Linked DNA regions of Homo sapiens: region 1 is linked to region 2. The links are chromatin contacts, found by Hi-C in ENCODE. All regions are on one chromosome and are shown on one strand. The core of a region is the stretch at or near the end of the contact, and the rest is flanking DNA. Distances in the headings are between cores, read along the strand shown.

Evidence for each region. Hi-C counts contacts between places; a loop is a spot of excess contacts on that map. Pooled maps may share reads with other maps.
Region 1: a loop to region 2 is called in a map with no recorded cell type, with 7 times the contacts of the local background. The contact joins two enhancer-like sites. A Hi-C loop is called at or near these places in 2 of 37 single-sample maps with no recorded cell type and 3 of 50 pooled maps.

Annotation. Positions count from the first base shown.
Region 1 is chr2:46,487,471-46,493,509 of GRCh38, forward strand. No RefSeq gene overlaps it. Among named protein-coding and RNA genes, the nearest start is that of TMEM247, 11 kb to the left of the region's middle. RefSeq lists enhancers at 2,569-3,101, 2,944-3,243, 3,102-3,634, 3,264-3,323, 3,434-3,483. Within about 2 kb of position 3,266, at least 17 of the 41 ENCODE cell types and tissues checked have a DNase peak (open chromatin) inside an H3K27ac peak, as active enhancers do.
Region 2 is chr2:44,774,080-44,779,658 of GRCh38, forward strand. No RefSeq gene overlaps it. Among named protein-coding and RNA genes, the nearest start is that of LINC01833, 160 kb to the right of the region's middle. Within about 2 kb of position 4,237, at least 3 of the 41 ENCODE cell types and tissues checked have a DNase peak (open chromatin) inside an H3K27ac peak, as active enhancers do.

The sequences.
Region 1 (6,039 bases), core at 2,016-4,515, 1.7 Mb after region 2:
TTTTTTGCCTGGACCTTCCCGTTTCCAGACCAAAAACTTTCTGAGGTCCTGCGTTTGAGGATTACTTTCAGCTGTAAAAGAAATCCAGCCACAATGGCTTCACCAAATAGAGGTTTGTGTTGCTCACATACCAAGAAGTCCCAGGTAGTCCATCCACGGCTGGTGAAACTGCTCTCAGAAGTCATAGAGGACTCAGGTGGTGCCTTCCTCCACCACCACAGGGCTCTTATCCTCAGCCCATGGCTTCCCGCCTCAGTGTCAAGTTGGCTGAAGCAGCTCCAAGTACCAGGTCCGTTACTCCAGGTCAGAAAAGGAGCCGCCTTTTAAAAGCATCCCAGGAAGCCCCACCCAGAGACTTCTGCTTCCGTGCCATTGGTCAAACTAAGGTCATGTGGCTGCACCTATCTGTAGGGTGTCTGAGGTGGTAAGGTTTTTGCGTGGACACTGTTGCAGCCTCAAACAGAATTAGAATTCTGATAGTATGAGTGGAGGGGGGAGATACTGAATTAAGCAAATAACTGGTGTATCATCCCTAATTCCTTAGGCCCAGCTCCCACTCCCTTCCTGAGCTGCTGAGCCAGAAAGCCTTGATGGGGTTGAAACCATCAGATGGAGCACAGCCGTAGCCAATCTGGGCCGGGCCACTGCTGCACTCTGCTTTAAGGAAGAGTACTGCATACCACAGCAGGGAGGTCATGGTTTTCCCTGGCCACACGCCTGGAGCCACTCTGCCTTCATCCTCCTGACCTCTGCCTGAAGCCCATGACCTGACACAATCAGGGCAGCAGACTGGGAAGGGCACTCCTCTCTGTGCTGGGTGCCCTCAGCAGAGCTGCAAGGGGAGGCAAGTTGGACTCCAGAGCCCCTTCCCTTCCTGATCCCAGATCCCACAGAGCAGAGCCCAGAGACAGTCAGGGGACTGTGATCATCCTATGGACACCAAGCTGCTAAAGTCTATGTATAAGAGATTGCACTCATTGCAAAGGACCACTAAGCTTCAGCCCAAATAATGAAGCACTAATAGTAAAGTTTCAGGCAGGCTTAGGGAGAGAAAGATGGGAAAATCTCTCCTGTTCCCTAAATGGAATATTGTAGGCTGCCCTCCTGAGCCCAAGGACAGGACTACAGTTGGAGAGACTCGGGGGCAGGAGGGTTAAGCCTTGATTCCAAAGGCCACTTTCCTGCCATGTCTATTTCTAGTCCCAAGTTAGCAGATGACTTGTAAGTAAGCAAGTCAGTTAAGTTTTCTAGGCTTCATTTGGGCGACCTCTAAATTATCTAGACTCTAACTCAGAAAAAAGAAGGACCAAAGTCTAGAGATTGTTCGAGAAATTCTGATTTAATTGATCTGAGATGACATCCAGAGATGATTTGTTAGCCTTACAAGTGCCCCAGTTGATTCTAATAAGCAATCAGGGTTGAAAGACCTAAATCCTTGCTCTTCAATGTGTGATCTGTGGATCAGCAGCATCGGCGTCTTAGAAATGCAGCATCCCAGACCCTGCCCCAGACCCACTGAAGCAGATGTGGTTTGACAGTACCCACCAGCCCCCAGCAATTCATATGCATCTTAAAGTCTGGGAAGCCTGTTATAGGTGATGAGACTCAATGCAATCTGTCCTGGTCTGTCCTGGGCTAGCGCGGTGGCTCACGTCTGTAATCTCGGCCATTTGGGAGGCCGAGGCAGGAGCCCAAGAGCTCAAGACTAGGCAAGGCAACATAGGGAGATCCCATATCTCCAAAAAAAAAAAAGCCAGGTACGGTGGCATGCACCTGCTGTCCCAGCTACTGGGAAGGCTAACAAGGGAGGATCACTTGAGCCTGGGAGGTTGAGGCTGCAGTGAGCTGTGATCGTGCCACTGCACTCCAGCCTGGGGGACAGAGCAAGACCCTACCAGAAAAAAAAAAAAAAAACAAAATCTGTTCTCTTTATGAAGACAATGCTCTTGGCCAGGAGGGTCTTCTAGGGGGAATGAGAGGGAGAACAACCGAGTGCACAGCCCTTCAGAAGTGCTATGGGGTTTCCATTAACCTCTGCCGCAGGCTAGGGGTGGCAGGAGCTTACTGTGCCACATCAGGAAGCTGAGCCTGTGGCAGCATATCTGCCCCTCCTCCCTTTCACCAGTTCATGCTCTGGGCTTCTGGGGAACCAAATGATTTCACCCTGCAGGCCAGGGCTGAGCAGAAAGTTCCAGAATGCCCTCAGGCCTGTGTCTGCTTCTGTCCCTTTTTTGATCTGACTCCCACGTGTAGCTTTGGGGAAATCTTGCTAATATACGTTCATTCATTATTTAAAGGTTGCTGCTGTTCTTCAGGAAGGTTAAGCATGATTAAAAGATGGGATTTTTCCACAGGGCACAGCAGAAAAGCTAGGGCTCCCACATTTTTAAGCTGTTTTGGCCAAGCCTTGTTGCATAATTCAAAGTCTGTGATTTACTTAGATTTAATTAGCCAAAGGAGCAGCAGCTGCAGGTTCATTAGTTAGTATTTATTAAGCGCCCTCAGAGGGCTTTTTAGGCTCTTAAGAGTGAAGTGGAGGATGGGTTTCGGACTTGCAAATTTCTTACACTTAAGTAGGAGGGGATTACAGATAGCTTCAGGAGGTAGGCATTTTTGTTCCTCAAAGAGAGCAAAGGGGTGGCATCAAAAGGCCTGAGCTCGTGGGGCAAATCCTACAAAGGGCCACGAGTCAGAGAGATGTCAGTCCCTCACAGGGTTATAGTGACAATTAGTGAGATAACAAGGTGGAGGCTGGTGGTGAATAAGAAGCTACACAGATGAGAGGTATCAGCCAGAGCAGGGAAGGGAAGTGACTGCTAACCTGAATTTCAAGAACTGGGAGAGGTGGGGAGGTCCGGCTCCTGAATTTGTGGGCCCAGTGCAAGAGGACAATGCAGTGTCCCATCATGAATTCCACGACGGTGACAGCAGAGCATTAAGCCATGTGGAGAGCCCCCACTGAGAGCAGGGCCCTGTGCCACTGCCCTGGCGGTGGATGACGGAGACCCCAGGGTTAAGGGGCTTTTGTGGTGCCTCTCAAATCTCACCCAGAGAGTGACTATCCTTGGCCTGTACTCCATCAACAGGAGGGAGGGAGGGAGCAGGCTCTGTGCATTTTGCAGGGGCAGGGACCGTTGGAGCAGGCCATTGGAGGAAGGAGTCTGGTGGCCCCAGGGCAAGTGGCCCCTGCATGCCTTCCAGCTCTGGGCGCAGAGTCTGCCTGCAGAGGCGCCTCTTCACAAGCAGGTCACGCTCTAGGCTTCCAGCTGCTAATCACAGGGGCTCTCCAGCTTGGGTGCATTTCCTCCCTCTGCTCCTGGCTTCCGCCCCAGTCCCATTCAGCTGATCATTCTCCGCTGGGCTAGAAAATCCAAAAATAGAAGAAAGCTACACTTTTTACCCCCTTGAGCCTCTTGTATCAAATGACACAGTCACTTTGCCTCAAACTTTTCATCAAAGCAGCCTTTGTAAGGTCCTGGGGCAGAAAGCAGGCCTTGGAAGACAGCCACCAGGAAGCCATGCAGAAAGTGCTGAGCAGGGGGACCCTTGGTGGAGGAGGTGGGGAGGGCAGGGTTTCAGGAGCTTCCCTCTGCCCCAGAAAGAGCCAGTGACAGACACTTGCTACCATGGGGCAGCTCTTCTCTGAGCACCAGCTCTAGCTTCAGGTCTTGGAAGTGCAAGAGCAGCAAATAGTGTGGCTGCACAGACCACCCATTGCCAGGGTTCAACAACCAGACCACAGAGCTCAATCAGTGATTAAGGAGCAATGATTGATCAATCAAATAAACAGAAGGAGTGTAAGAGACGATCTGAGAAAGGCTCTGTGAGCTAAAGCATTCTGTGACGGCTTCTTGAAAAGGAAGCTCACCCTTGCCGAATACCTAGGATGTATTGTACCCTGTCCAACACTCTCATGTCATCTATTTTATCCCATAGCCCTCCATGAAGGAGCACTGGTACGCACTAGATTAATCTGCCCAGGCTGCTCTAACAAAATACCACAAACTGGGTGGCTTCAGCAACAGATGCTCATTTGTCCACAGTTCTGGAAGTTGAAAGTCCAAGATCAAGGTGTTGGCAGGTTTGGTTTCCTCTGAGGCCTCTCTCGGCTTGCAGATGGCTGCTGCCTTCTCACTGCATCCCCACGTGGTCTTCCTCTCTGTGTGCATCCCTGGTGTCTCTCTGAATGTCCAAATTTCCTCTTCCAAGGACACCAGTCAGATTGGATTAAGCCCTCATTTTAACGCCATGACTTCTTTTTTTGATTTCAATAGTTTTTGGGGTACAGGTGGTTTTTGATTACATGGATAAGTTCTATAGTGGTGATCTCTGAGATTTTGGTGCACCCATCACCCGAGCAGTGTACACTGTACCCAGTACGTAGTCTAAAGCCCCTATCTCCAGATGAGGTCACATTCTGAGGTTTCGGGGGTTAGGACTTCAACACTTGAATTTTGAGGGGAGATAATTCAGCCCATGACGCCCACTTTGCTGATGAGAAATCAGACTCCGAGAGGTTCAGGAATTGCCCAAGCTTGCTCAGCCAGGAGGTACCAGAGACCAAGTGTGGCAAGGAGCTGAAAGATGATTGGAAGAAAACAAAGAACCGTGCTGCGTCTCATTCATTTAGGTTTGTGAACAAAGGTTCCGAGCTGGTTTGATAACATGGGAAGAGAACTGCTACTCCATTTCAGATGGCATTGTGTGGCCCCCTGTATATCTCTCTAGATATGTGTAGCTGGGGTAGTGGCTCCAGAGTTTTTCTGCTTATGAATCTACCCTTTTATTCTAACTGTTCCCGTGTTTCTTTTTTGTTTGTTTTGTTCTGTTTTTTTGAGACAGGGTCTCGCTCTGTCACCGGTGCTGGAGTGCAGTGGCGCAATCTCGGCTCACTGCAGCCTTGCCCTCCTGTGTTCCCACACTTCCCTCACCAAGCGCTAAGGAGGAAAATGTCTTTGAGAGGGGACAGATGTAAGGCCTCACTCACTGGCCCACCTGACCCACACACCTGCCATTTCATGAGTGGCAGCAGATCTATACTCAAAGGCCTCGGTAACTCCCTCTGGATCCCACCCCATGTCCTCTCCTAGGTCCCCTAAGACGGGAGAGTCAGTCTGTAACTGGCAGCCTGGGGTCTTCCCTCTTCAATCTGCTATGCCTGGCTCTTTTTCTGAAGACCAGGTTGGTATGTCCACTCTGAGACAGGAGTAGGTATAAGAAAGAAGAGGGAGGTGGTTGGGTAAGAGAGAAACCCTATACAGTTCACTCAGGCTGACTTTCACTTCTGAGCAATCTCCATAGCCTCACATACATAAAGCCCATAATATTTGAGCTAGCCTGAGTGGGTTCCAAGAAAACAATGATTGGAAGACTCTGGAAGCACAGTAGTTGGTAGAAAGCTCACCTGCTCTCAGGTATCAGGCCAACTTCAAAAGAACTCCAGATGACTGCCCTTAAGCAAACTCTATGCACTGTGGGAGAATCCTTGTTCTCAAAACAGATCAGTTAGGAAACTGAGCATGGTGGCTCATGCCTGTAATCCCAGTACTTTGGGAGGCCAAGGCGGGCAGATCACCTGAGATCAGGAGTTCAAGACCAGCCTGACCAACATGGCAAAACCTCATCTCTACTAAAAGTACAAAAATTGGCCTGGCATGGTGGCATGCGCCTGTAATCCCAGCTACTCGGGAGGCTGAGGCAGGAGAATTGTTTGAACCCAGTAGGTGGAGGTTGCAGTGAGCCGAGATCGTGCCACTGCACTCCAGCCTGGGTGACAGAGCAAGACTCCATCTCAAAAACAAAAACAAACAAACAAAAACAGATCAATTAGGGCCAGGGTCAGAAGCTCAGATGCCAGGAGGGCCCAGGTGGGCCAGATAAAAGTGGGAAGCTGGCCAGGCATAGCTGACTGGAAAGGAAGAAGCCGTAAAGCAGGAAGCCTCTACTCCTTTTTCCCTCCTTCCCATCTTCACCATGTGGAGATACATGCCCCATGTCCAACTCAAGGGCAGCCAGAAATCCAGACTTTTATGTGATACC
Region 2 (5,579 bases), core at 2,987-5,486:
GGAATGTATTTTTTTAAATATCTGAGAACAGTGTTTCAGAATTGAACTGTTGCTACCAAGAGATACGTAGTAAGGAAATTCACTTATTATGTAATTAAAACCTAGAGAATCTCCTATACAATGTTAAGGGTTTCCTAGATCTGCTCTTCATGGGATCCTCACCTGGAAATCTCTGTAGTCCAGGTTCTTTGAAAGTTTGTAAGAAATGTTCTATATTATTGAATAATTTTAGTTTTTATTTTCCCGAAGTTTAATGGAATGCCGATACTGAAAAGTGAAATAGAGCAGCTTTGAAAGTTTGTCCATTTACATTTCTTTTGAACTTTATGATTATTTCTATGAGTCAATTGCAATTGAAATGGCCCATTCCATAATTGCCTATGTAATTATGCATGTGTTTGTTTCAGAAAGGAAGCCTGTCTGCTTAGGAAATCCTAAGAATAATATTTCTTTTCTTTGTGTACCTTTATCTTCTGATAAAACTCATGATTTTCCTTTGTCATACTAAGTAGATTTGGTTGGATGAAAGAATGTTTCTAATATTGCCCGTGGTCAGTTCTAATGCTGTGAGATGAATAGCTACATACAAGTTGGTTATAAGAAATATATTTTACTTTATAGCAAGACATATGCCATGAATTGGGATAAAAGTGCTAGAAAAGACTACCTAAGAGGTTGATGCTATTTTGTATAAATTGTGTATTTTGTTGGCTTTTTGACTGAGCATGAAAATGTAACTTCCATTAGGGAAGGGTAATTTAGGTGCTCAGTATTCAGCAGAAAACTTGTCAGGGCCATAAAAGCTTTTCTGGCTAGTTCCTCGGGTGTTTTCAGAGAAGAGCTGCCCGCCCCTTGCTGATTTTCCCTTTGGCTTCAGTATGGGCTGAATTTACCACTGCATACCTGTTGAATCAATTTGGGGGATCCAGCAGTTAACTGAGTGAATGGAAGGATTAGTTGCCCTCTGGAGCCCTATTTCAACAGCCAGGTGTCTGTCCTAAACTAGTTAACTGCTTTTGACAGCTGAAGAACCTGGTTTTAATACCAGAGGCAGGAGGTAGTGGTGTTTTTTTCCATCTCTCTGCTACCAAAGTGGGGCAACCTGCTCATGAGGGTTAGGTGGTTTTTGTTTTTTAATAGGAACCTAGCTTCCATGGATTTTCTTTGTGCTTAGTCAGCATTTGACTTGTTTCCAATCTATGCCAGACAATTCATTAGCATTGTCTGGCAAGAACCTCTCACTGGACTCTGGGGGTGGGGCAGAATGCCCACATAGGGGAGAGAGTCAAAGTATATGTACAAGCATATACACACACACACTCACAGGAAAGATTAAGCTATTTAGACCCGAGATCTGGGCTCCAGCCGCCAGATTCCAGGTACATCCCCACCCTAGATCAAAATCCCCTGAGTTCAGGCTGTATGAAACATCATAATTATGTTGATTGTATACCATAAAGAAAAAATGGATTTGAAAGTCAGGCTGATTTTAGGCAGGGTAAATATGTTTTCCTGAGTGGACTACTTCCAAATTAGGAAGGATCCTGTTAGTGTTTATCAAACCATTAAGCCTGAAATGCCACTTTTAATTCTCACATTTCATTTTACCCAGAGAGCTTACCTTCCAGGCTGTGGCTAAATGCTCACAGTGTTCTCTGCCCTGGAAGTCTGTGCATTTGGAGTCTGTATTTTGCTTTTTTTGTCCCCCTGACTTTTCAATTAATACATTTTTTAACAGATAAAACAGATCATACCGTGACTTTTAAAATGTCAACAAGCTTGTAAACAGAAATGTAATAAAATGGCTAATAGGAGATTCAATAGTTAATAGAGGGCCTGAAGTGTGAGCAAATACAGTAGCTGTATATTGGAAACTGTGCAAGTGAAGATGGCTTTAGTATTGCAAACTGAGGAAGAAAATTGTTTTTAATTAGCACCTTCATAAGAACTGCTGATTAATACTGTTTTGTTTGGTGAAAAGCTTTCAGCTGAGTAATTTGTACAGCCATTACAACAGTTTTGTTAGAGCGGGACTCCTGTTGTTAAACACAAACAGCAGATGATAATGGTGGAAGATGAGTTTGTCATGTAACAATTTACCTTATTGAAAAAAGCTTTATATAAAACCCAATACAGTAGGTACCAGCAGAAATCACATATTTTAAATCCTTCCAAAATTGCAGTGTGCCATGCTTATGGTTTGTTTTTTCCTCAGGGCTAGAAGCAGATTTTATATCATTTATAAAATTATATACACAATTTAAAGGTGGTGTAGCGTGGACAGACCACTTTCTTAGCAGCAGTTTACATTGGAGCAGTAAACTGGCATGTATTCAAACATTTCCTAACTACACAAAGAAGGTGGAAAAATGGAAGCCTAATTAAATAATGTTACTCAAATGTCAATTTGCATTGCGACTGGATGCAGGGAAATAAGAATTGGTGTTTCTGCCTTAAGTGGGTTTATCATGTATAGGATCTTAAAAAAAAAAATCTCAACAGAAGTTTAAGTAACCCTTTTTTTTTTTTTTTTTTTCTGGTGATGTTTTAACTGACCCAGAGGAAACAGTGCTCAATCAGTGAGACCTGACCAGAGAATAAGAGGCCGATTTCAGTGAACTCCCATAAAATGGATATTTTGCTAGCCAGAAGCATGGGAAATTGTGTGTGTGTGTGTGTGTGTGTGTGTGTGTGCTTAAAATAAAATCCAATGGTAAAGCATATTTGCATTAAAATATTACGCTAACCAAGGCTGGTAAGAACTGTAAATTATTGGAGTGGCGTAATAGAGCATGAGATTTTTTTTTTTAAGACAGGCCTTCGGGGTAATAGCAAGGGTTGAGGCTCACGACAGTGCCAAATAAGCTTTAGACAGCATAATAGTCTGCAAAGAAAGCCACAGAGCACTAATGTGAAGGAAGAGCTGTCCACCACATGCAGCAAAAATCACCAAAGGTCATTTTATGGTAGCAATTGTGACATAAAATTGGTGGTCATGCTACATGTCTAATACTCAGCACAGCTTTATAAATGATGGGCCCCTAGCGATGGCTGTCATTAAGTGCTTTCATCATAATAAACTTTAAACTGTTGGCTTTATGAATCGCCAGCTAGCTTCAGCTGTTCGTTGGATGGAGCTTGCAGTGCCTTAAGTGTGACAAGACCTATTAGGAATTGCAACCATGTTTCAAGCGTACTTGGCTTCCCCACTCCTGGGGTGATTGCTGCCTATTAAACGGCGTCTGGGAAGATTTTCCTCCAGCAATCTCTGATCAAGAGCTTTTTTGGGCTTTGACCTGCATTTCCTTCAAGACTTTCTCTGAGGAGTTTTATAAGAGCAAAACTCCAGAGCATTTATAGCCACTTCTGATTAATACCTTTCCAGTTTTTCTAGCAACTCTCCCACTGCTGCATAGAGAAAAGCTTTCATTGTTCCTGAGGTGCTTATTTGTGACCTTTTTTCTGCTTCCTGATTCCCTCTAACGTGTTCTCTCAGTGAAATCCTCGGGGTGGAACCCAGACAGTTGGTGAAGTTGTTACAGCTGGAGAGACAGAGAAGGAAAGAGAGAGGCTGTTATATTTTTAAAGGATTACATGCAGAGCAGCCTGGCCCCGCCCATTTAAATACTAATGTGACGTCACCTGCCGCCCGCTGTACCAAACGCATCCTTAATGAGCCCTCGGTGTAAATTGAGCCGACACATAAAGATTTCATGATTCAAATTACACTTTCATTAACCTTTAGCATGGGAAGTCTTTTAGTTTCTATAAATCTTACAGTGGCTTACCGTCTGTCCTACTGATGTGAATAATAGATGTTCGGAGAATCACTCTTTAAAAACCAGTGTTATTTAATTTACAAGGGCTAAATACATATTTCAGACTCACTTAGCAAGAACTTTATTTACTTCTTGTTGCTTGTTCTGACTTTGAGGCCACCCCTCATCCTCCCACCCCGTTTTCTTCTGCTTGACTCAGATGTTTTGGAGATGGTAAAAGCTTTCAATGTCTAAGTCCCTGTCTTAATACTCTTATTTGTCTTTCTTTTAGGCTAAGTAGTGTCCTAAAGATAGTTCAGGGAATGTCTCAGGTGTGGACCATTACACAATTAAATTAGCAAACCTCAGAGGGCTTGGATTAGAACCCGGCAGGGAACACTTGGGGATTCGAGGGCAGAGCCAAGCTTTCTGAATGGCAGTGGCTCTCCCAGGAACAGCAAGGGTTGGCCCGCTTGGTAGTCTCAGTCACAGACTTGTCTTACCAGATAAAGTATTGCAGGCACTCTTTTTTTCTCCTGGGAGTGAACAGGAAATACATTAGTGAATGTGTCAAGCCGAAGGGAAAACAGGAGTTGGAGGGCTCGTGGCTTTTCACATACAAAGGCATCCGCCATCCCACCACGGGAGCCGGCCAAGGGTGGACAAGTGCATTTTGAGGCTGCTGCCCAGGTGCAAGGGGAGGGGGCGGGGCGGGCCGCAGAATGCCCCCGAACAAAGGCGCCTCCAGGGGCCTGTGCAGAGGTCACCTGCTGCCTCCAGGGCAGATTAAGGAGGACTGCAGAGGGCATTTGGAGGAAATGGTGCTGTGCTTCTTTGGGAAATCAATTCGTCCCACCCTTAATAGGGCATTTTGCCCTCCCTCTTTGGGAGTCCCAGGCGAACATGCTTCCAGGTCTCTCAAAATCAGTTATAACAGACCCACGTTTGAAGAGGCGGCACCTTTCCCTGCCTGCGTTCCTTCAATAGCCTGTGCCCCCTGAGAATCTCTTTCTGCTCTCTGCAACATCTCACTTCCCTTTTCTCTCTTCTTTGGGCTCCCCCGCCCCTCTCTACCGAGGCCTCTTTCATAATTAGGCTGAAAGTGGAACTTTCCCCCACTCCCTTACTTTGAGATTTCTTTTTTCCCAGTGACCTGGGCTGCACTTTGCCCCCACTCCCTGCCTGCCAATCTCTTCAGGGTTAGGGCCTCTCTCTTTCCATTCTTGCCGCTCCCCCTCCTTGAGAGCTCCGGGAGGCCCAGCCTCCCTGAATCCGATCGGCTTCCAACACAGCAGCCCCCCTGTGGAGGAAGGAAGAGGCCTCCTCAGAATGAATGGCTGGTAAGGAGGTTTTTAATTTGTCTGGAGCTACAAGAAAAAGGCCTCAGAGCAGCGTTCCCTCCCTCACCTCTGCCGCCCACGCTGGGCCACTCTGCCTTCCCGGTGGGCACCGAGGCCGCACCATCCCAGGCCAGGTCCATGGTGAAAGCTGGGCGGTGGGATCTGAAAATGTTGGCTTGTTGTCTGGGCATCACCTGTGCAATCTAGAATAAGGACTCGGCTTTGTATATGAAATTCTACTTTTTGATGGTTTGCAGCCTACCAATGTGAGAAAGGTAGAAGCTGAACACGATGTGACTGTCAGACTAGGTCGGAAAGTGAGCTCAGGCCATCACTGTCTTGATCTGCAGTCTGCCTTCTGATGGCCGAGCTCTCCTTGAGCTTCAGGGAATGTCACCATGCTGTTCCCAACCCAGAAGGCAGTACATTTAAAAGCTTTGCCCACCTGACCTATGGTTCCACCTCCAGGTACATTAGCCTT